Linked DNA regions of Mus musculus: region 2 is linked to region 1. The links are chromatin loops, found by intact Hi-C in ENCODE. Cell type or tissue: heart. All regions are shown on one strand. Each heading gives the region's core, and the rest is flanking DNA. Links, peaks and the distances in the headings are about the cores only.

Evidence for each region. Hi-C counts contacts between places; a loop is a spot of excess contacts. Peaks named below come from ENCODE experiments on the same cell type or tissue, not always from the same donor. Only the 100,000 strongest peaks of a DNase experiment are listed, where the experiment ranks them.
Region 2: a loop joins it to region 1, with 3 times the contacts of the local background. A loop is called at or near these places in 4 of 42 quality-filtered maps.

The regions. Positions count from the first base shown.
Region 1 is chr6:20,838,872-20,841,803 of GRCm38, reverse strand. No RefSeq gene overlaps it. Among named protein-coding and RNA genes, the nearest start is that of Gm38772, 130 kb to the left of the region's middle. In heart, for the core only: a CTCF peak has its summit at 1,447 (motif pointing left); no DNase peak of the experiment used is centred there.
Region 2 is chr6:21,110,017-21,112,948 of GRCm38, reverse strand. No RefSeq gene overlaps it. Among named protein-coding and RNA genes, the nearest start is that of Gm26373, 17 kb to the left of the region's middle. In heart, for the core only: no CTCF peak of the experiment used is centred there; a DNase peak (open chromatin) is centred at 1,528.

The sequences.
Region 1 (2,932 bases), core at 230-2,729:
TCATACTCAAAGTTCCTAATGTCTCTGTTTAGGAAAATCAGGTCTCGGTTTCAGGAGTCTTTCCATCTGTGCCTGCCTCTCTCTTGGGATGCGGTTTCAGTGCTCTTCCTTGGGGATGGAGAGAGTTGCATCAATGTTAAGTATGTTACACTATGGACATCTTCCATAGACACTGTCATAGAACTTATATGTAGTATTGGTAAATATTTATTTTGTTTTATACACATCCAGATATTAAATTCATCCTTCCCAATTAGGTAAATTTTGAATCAAAATTTTCTGAATTCAATATTTAAATTCAAGGTTTTAATATCATACATCCAATTATAACATACAAAATAATTACTGAAAACAAAAACAAGGAACAAAAAGAACTAAAATATCTACAGATGGAACAAAGCACTGGCATTTTAGCTAACAGTATACAGAGATAATGTTGGGTCTGAATAGTTTCTAAAAAATTAAAGCTTTGAATATATATATACATACACACACATAGATAGATAGATAGATAGATAGATAGATAGATAGATAGATAGATATTAAAAACAAACCAAGTGGAAAGGTTTGTCAGGATACTACAGAAAGCATAATAGTTTAGTTTTCAGAAATTCTTTAAGTTGTCATAAGTCAGTAGCAATGCAATTTTATAAATTAACATGGAAAAATCTTACAATTTTCTTTAGAAACAGAGCCTTTTGAAAATGTGAATTTTTATATATCTTTCAAAGTTGCTAGTTTACTGTCTATAAGGAAAAAGAAACTGACTTTATAATTGAAATATTTGGGTTATATGTCTATGAGTCTTTTTTTAACATACTTGCTACTAGAAAAATAATTGACATTGCACAGATGCAGCCCTATCAAACATTTGACTGGTAACAATATTTTCACTAATATAATGACATTATAATTAAAATCTGAAATCAGATATTATGATAACATGATTTATTTTAATTCCCCTTGATGCCTCATGATTTTGAAATTTCTAGTTTATATACTTGCAAATCTGTATTTAAAGCATTTTTCTCGTTAAAAATATATTCGCTTACTAGGAATAATTCTTGAGTTTTAAATTAGTACTCGTTATTGAGACACTTGCTGATGACTTAATTCATTTGTAACCTATATGTCTTAGAATGAGTAATTATTTTCAAACAATTTAAAAATAAGCTTATAATTACAAACCACCAACTAGTGAGAGATTTATGCATCTACTGGCAGTCTCGTGGCCTCAGATGATCTATATGTTGATGCTTTCCAATGCTTTGAAACAATCAAACTGACAGTTCTAGTACATAAATAAAACGACTAGCGTATTGCTACACAGACATTAGAGAATCATTAATTATTAATCACTTCTAATGGCAATTAAACATTTTTGGTCATTAAGATACAGCATTTTAGGAATGATTGTTCAAAGGAGTGATTTCTGAAACACTGCCATCTTGTGGTGTTGTTTATGATATGGACTGCTGAAAACCAAAACTGTTCTCTAATGAGATAAGTAATTATTTCCAAGAAAACCTATAGAATGAGAATAATCTGTAACGTAATTAAGCAATACCCCTTCTATGTTCTCCCAGACTAGCTGCTCCACTGCAATATCAGAAGCAGAAGGGATAATGTATCCTATTTGCCTACACATTTATTACAAAGAAATAATTGAGGAGGAAATTTAGTCAATGCTAGCTAATACTTCTCAAGAGGGTAAAGGTTTAAGTTTTACTAAACTCAATTTATTTCTATACAGAAATTATTTATTAGGCATGTTCAATATAAGATTTACCCAGGTCTTCGCAAATAGACTCATTGACTGCCCTTGGCTTTAGTTTGAACCGGGTCTCATTTGCAGTATGATCTGAGCCATCAAGAATGTGATCTTAATGTGGTACAATTGAGTCGTTTGGTAATCCAGGGTCCTCTAAATCATCTTAGTTTTCCTTCTCATTAATTTAGACATATAAATGACATAATATAGACATATAAATATGTGCATATTTATAATTAGCTTAAAGTTTGCTTGGTGACTGACATTATTTGTTTTAACTTCTATACTTAGAAACAAATAAAACTCAAAACTCAGCCTGTTCCCCAAATAATAATGTTTAAATATTTATCATTATTAAAAATGAATAAAGACTATTTGATGTGATTATATCTCCAAGATTATTCAGGATTTATTAGTAAAAATCACAGTGTCTGTTTGTAGTGATAGGCTTAGGGACATTTCAATGATGCATTGTGTTACTGTAAAGTTTATATAGTAAAGATTCATTCATTATAAAGACTCACCATCCTCACAATTATTACATGGCAATATTCTCAACACTTAGCTCACTGCAGGAGCAGCTGCATGGCCTTTTGGACAAAGAGGTTGTCTGGCAATGCAGGAGGTACATTTGACAGATCATAGACATAAAAATGTTTGTAAACACCCTTAAGATCTGTTTAGGCCCTCTCTAGAAGCTGAAGCACGAGGAAGCATTTCAAAGCAACTCTGAGTAAAATGCCCCCAAGCTTTTAGTACTGAAGTAGTTTTCACAAAATACCAGCAAAACTCCTTATGTAGCAACCTTGCCCTTGCTCTGCAGACAGTCTTTTATTTTCTGTAAGGGAATTAATGTGAGCACTATCAATGAACCCAGCCTTGTAATAATCCTCTCTTACATCTTTGCCAAGTGCTTTCTGTTTCTGTGCATCTCAGTCCAAATCTCAAGTGCTTTTATTCTTCTCTATGGAGTTAGAGGCAAACCTCCCTATTTCCTATTTGTATTAGATCTTTGACCTTGTGGTGGCATCAATATTCCTCAGCATCTCTTCAAATACTGAACACAAAAGTAATCAAGGTTTAAAGAAGCAAACATGATAGGGTTGAGTAAGAAAGCGTGTAATTGTGGTAAGTTTAAAATACTTTCATGAGTGACATATT
Region 2 (2,932 bases), core at 187-2,686, 270 kb before region 1:
AGCAGCTTAGCTCACACAGACTATTCATCCACTGTTCTAGCAACAAGCTTATGAAGATGTCAACATAAATCAATGACTATCAGTGGATGGTATGCTTTACATTCCAAATATCTCCTAGGTTCATGTGTTTAAGTACTTGTTCTCCAGACAGTAGTGATGTGTGGAAAAAGTGTAGAGACTTTGAATGGTGGAACTTAACTGAATTAGCTGTCCCTGTGGGATTTGGCCTTAGTATCTGTTTGAGGATGTGTGAGGTTATTTACTGAAGTATAAGAAGCTTCTTAACAGCTACACCACAGAAGAAAATGACAACTAATCTCAAAACTCTGAACTGCCAATTTCTCTCAGGAAAGGATAGTGTCTGACACAAAGTCCCTTAATCACCTTATCAAGGATAGAATAGCAGCTGCTATTCAAATTGCCAGGGAAAAGAGCATTTTTATATTAGTCCCTCTCCTTAGTAAAGCTGAAATTCATATTAACATAGGCTGTGATAGTATCACACTATAATTTTCCACTAATATTTCTATATTGAAAAATAGTAGATAAGCTAAGACTTCTTTTTTCTTACTTATACAAACACATCAAAGTCTCCAGAGTTTCTGAACACATCTGTTTATAAAGCAAACACAGGAACTGGAGAGAGATCATAATATGTGTTAACTAAGTCACTTGTAAGCTACCTTATATCCAAAATTCATTTTATGATTGATGCTTCCCTCACCTTTGGTTATAGGTTGAGTACAAAGCTCATGGATATTTCAGCAGTTGTAAATGCCCTACATCTGTGGATAGGAGTTATTCCAATATACTTATAGAGTTCAACTGAGGAAATGAAAAGTCTATTAATTACAATATTGACAATACTAGGAATTTATTAATAGGCTCTTTTAAGTAGGTTGTGATGTATCTATAGGCTTGTAGAAAAATTAGCTTCTTGCAATTGTTACTACCAAATCTTTTGGATGAACACAAGAAGCACGTATTTCTCTAGAAAAACAGACTCACTCAAAAAACAAAACAAAACAAAACAAAACAAAACAAAACAAAACAAAACAAAACAAAACTTCATTTGCCTTGTGCACATAGTGATAGTCTCTGAAGGGTACATTCTCTGTTACCAAGAGTACATAAACCAAATACTTTAGGCTGACCTATCTCACCTTGCAAACTGCCTCTAGGTACTCTTATCTACTGAACCAAGTGGCAAGACAACTTTCAGAAAGTACACAAATGCAGTTTGTAGGCCTTATACTACGATACAGGACAGACTAGGAAATGGGTAAAGAGTCATTTGAGCTCCTATGGGCTGGAGAAAGGTAAACAAAACTATATCCCTAGTTTTCCATTTTTGAGTTATAATATAACCCAGAAACTTATGAAGATTTAAATTGCTGCAGTACATATTTGATCATGAGGGAGCAAGCTCTGTAGGGCTCTGCTATACTTAGAGTCAGCCTGGTGATCAGAAATCATCTGACACTTTGTTTCTTTGCTTGTCTGGTGCTTGATGCTGGTTATCACTGGGACCTCAGCTGAGGCTGTGCCTGGAACAGCTCTATCTGCCCCGTCCAAACCACTACTTGGCATGTACTTATATGACCTAGTTCCAAGGATGAATATCCCCTGAGAATTATGTTGCAAGCTGTGAAATTTAAAAGACTCAGTGCTGTTTGGATTTCAAGGGAAGATCCTATAGGAGCAGAACTCTAGGGAAAGACATGTTAAAAGAATTTTATAATAAGGACATGTCAGAGAAAACATATTAGCCTGGACATGTTTTGAAAGTATACCCAGCATACCAAGAAATTCATAGAACTCCAAAGCTCTGGTACAGACAACTGATTTGAGTTCATGTACTAGTGACCTATAATTAACCAAATTTTAGGCTATACATATCTTTAAATTCCAAATCTCTAGTGAATGTACCAAACTGATTTTCTCAGTCTCATAGTCTATAGTTTTAAAAACCTGTCTCCATATATTAGGCAGATAATCCTTGGTATAAATCATCAAAATCTTGAAATTGGTCTATGTTTTAATTAATATGACTTTTTTTTTGTAACACACTGGGTTCTGAACTTAAAAGCTTTCAAATATTTGGAAGAATGAGCCTAAGACTGTGCTTCTGGGTCTGTGCCTACTGTACAGTGGTAAATCACTTGCCTAGCATTCATGTGGTCTTAGGCTTAACAACAACAACAGCAGCAACAACAGCAACACAGAAACACACACACACACACACACACACACACACACACACACAGTGTTCTTGCGTGCACATCTCTGTCATTCAGATCTTTTCAGAGTTATTTTATTTTTGTTCTATTTCTAAAATGTGGCAATCATTGTCATGCTTTTCTCTGAATTCACAGCTTCCATTGGTTTCCTACCCAGAATAGGAGTCTTATAAAGCTGTGCATTCAGATGATAAAATGTGGTCAACAGGGGCTTAAATCTTACAGTTGCAATTGCTATTTATACTAAGAGAAACCCCTTAACTCAACCTTCAAATTTATATGTCATTGTCTTTTAAAATTTCCAGGATGTTTATAAACAACTCACCAAGCCATTTAGGATAATTCTCATATATCTTTCTATGGTTCCTAAAATCCTACTGTCAGACCCCATACTATAGACATTCTAGTGAGATCAGCTTGTTAAAAGCAATGAAAAAAAATAATGTTTTAAAATCATGATAAAAATTTTTTATCACAATTTAAAAAATATTTTATTAGATATTTTCTTTACATTTCAAGTGTTATCCCCTTTCCTAGTTTCCCCTCCAAAAATTCCCTCTCCCCTCCCCTCTCCCCTCCCCCCCCCACTCCCCAAAGCCCCCACTCCCATTCCTGGTCCTGGCATTCCCCTATACTAGGGCATAAAACCTTCACAGGACCTAGGGCCTCTCCTCCCTTGATGACTGAATAGG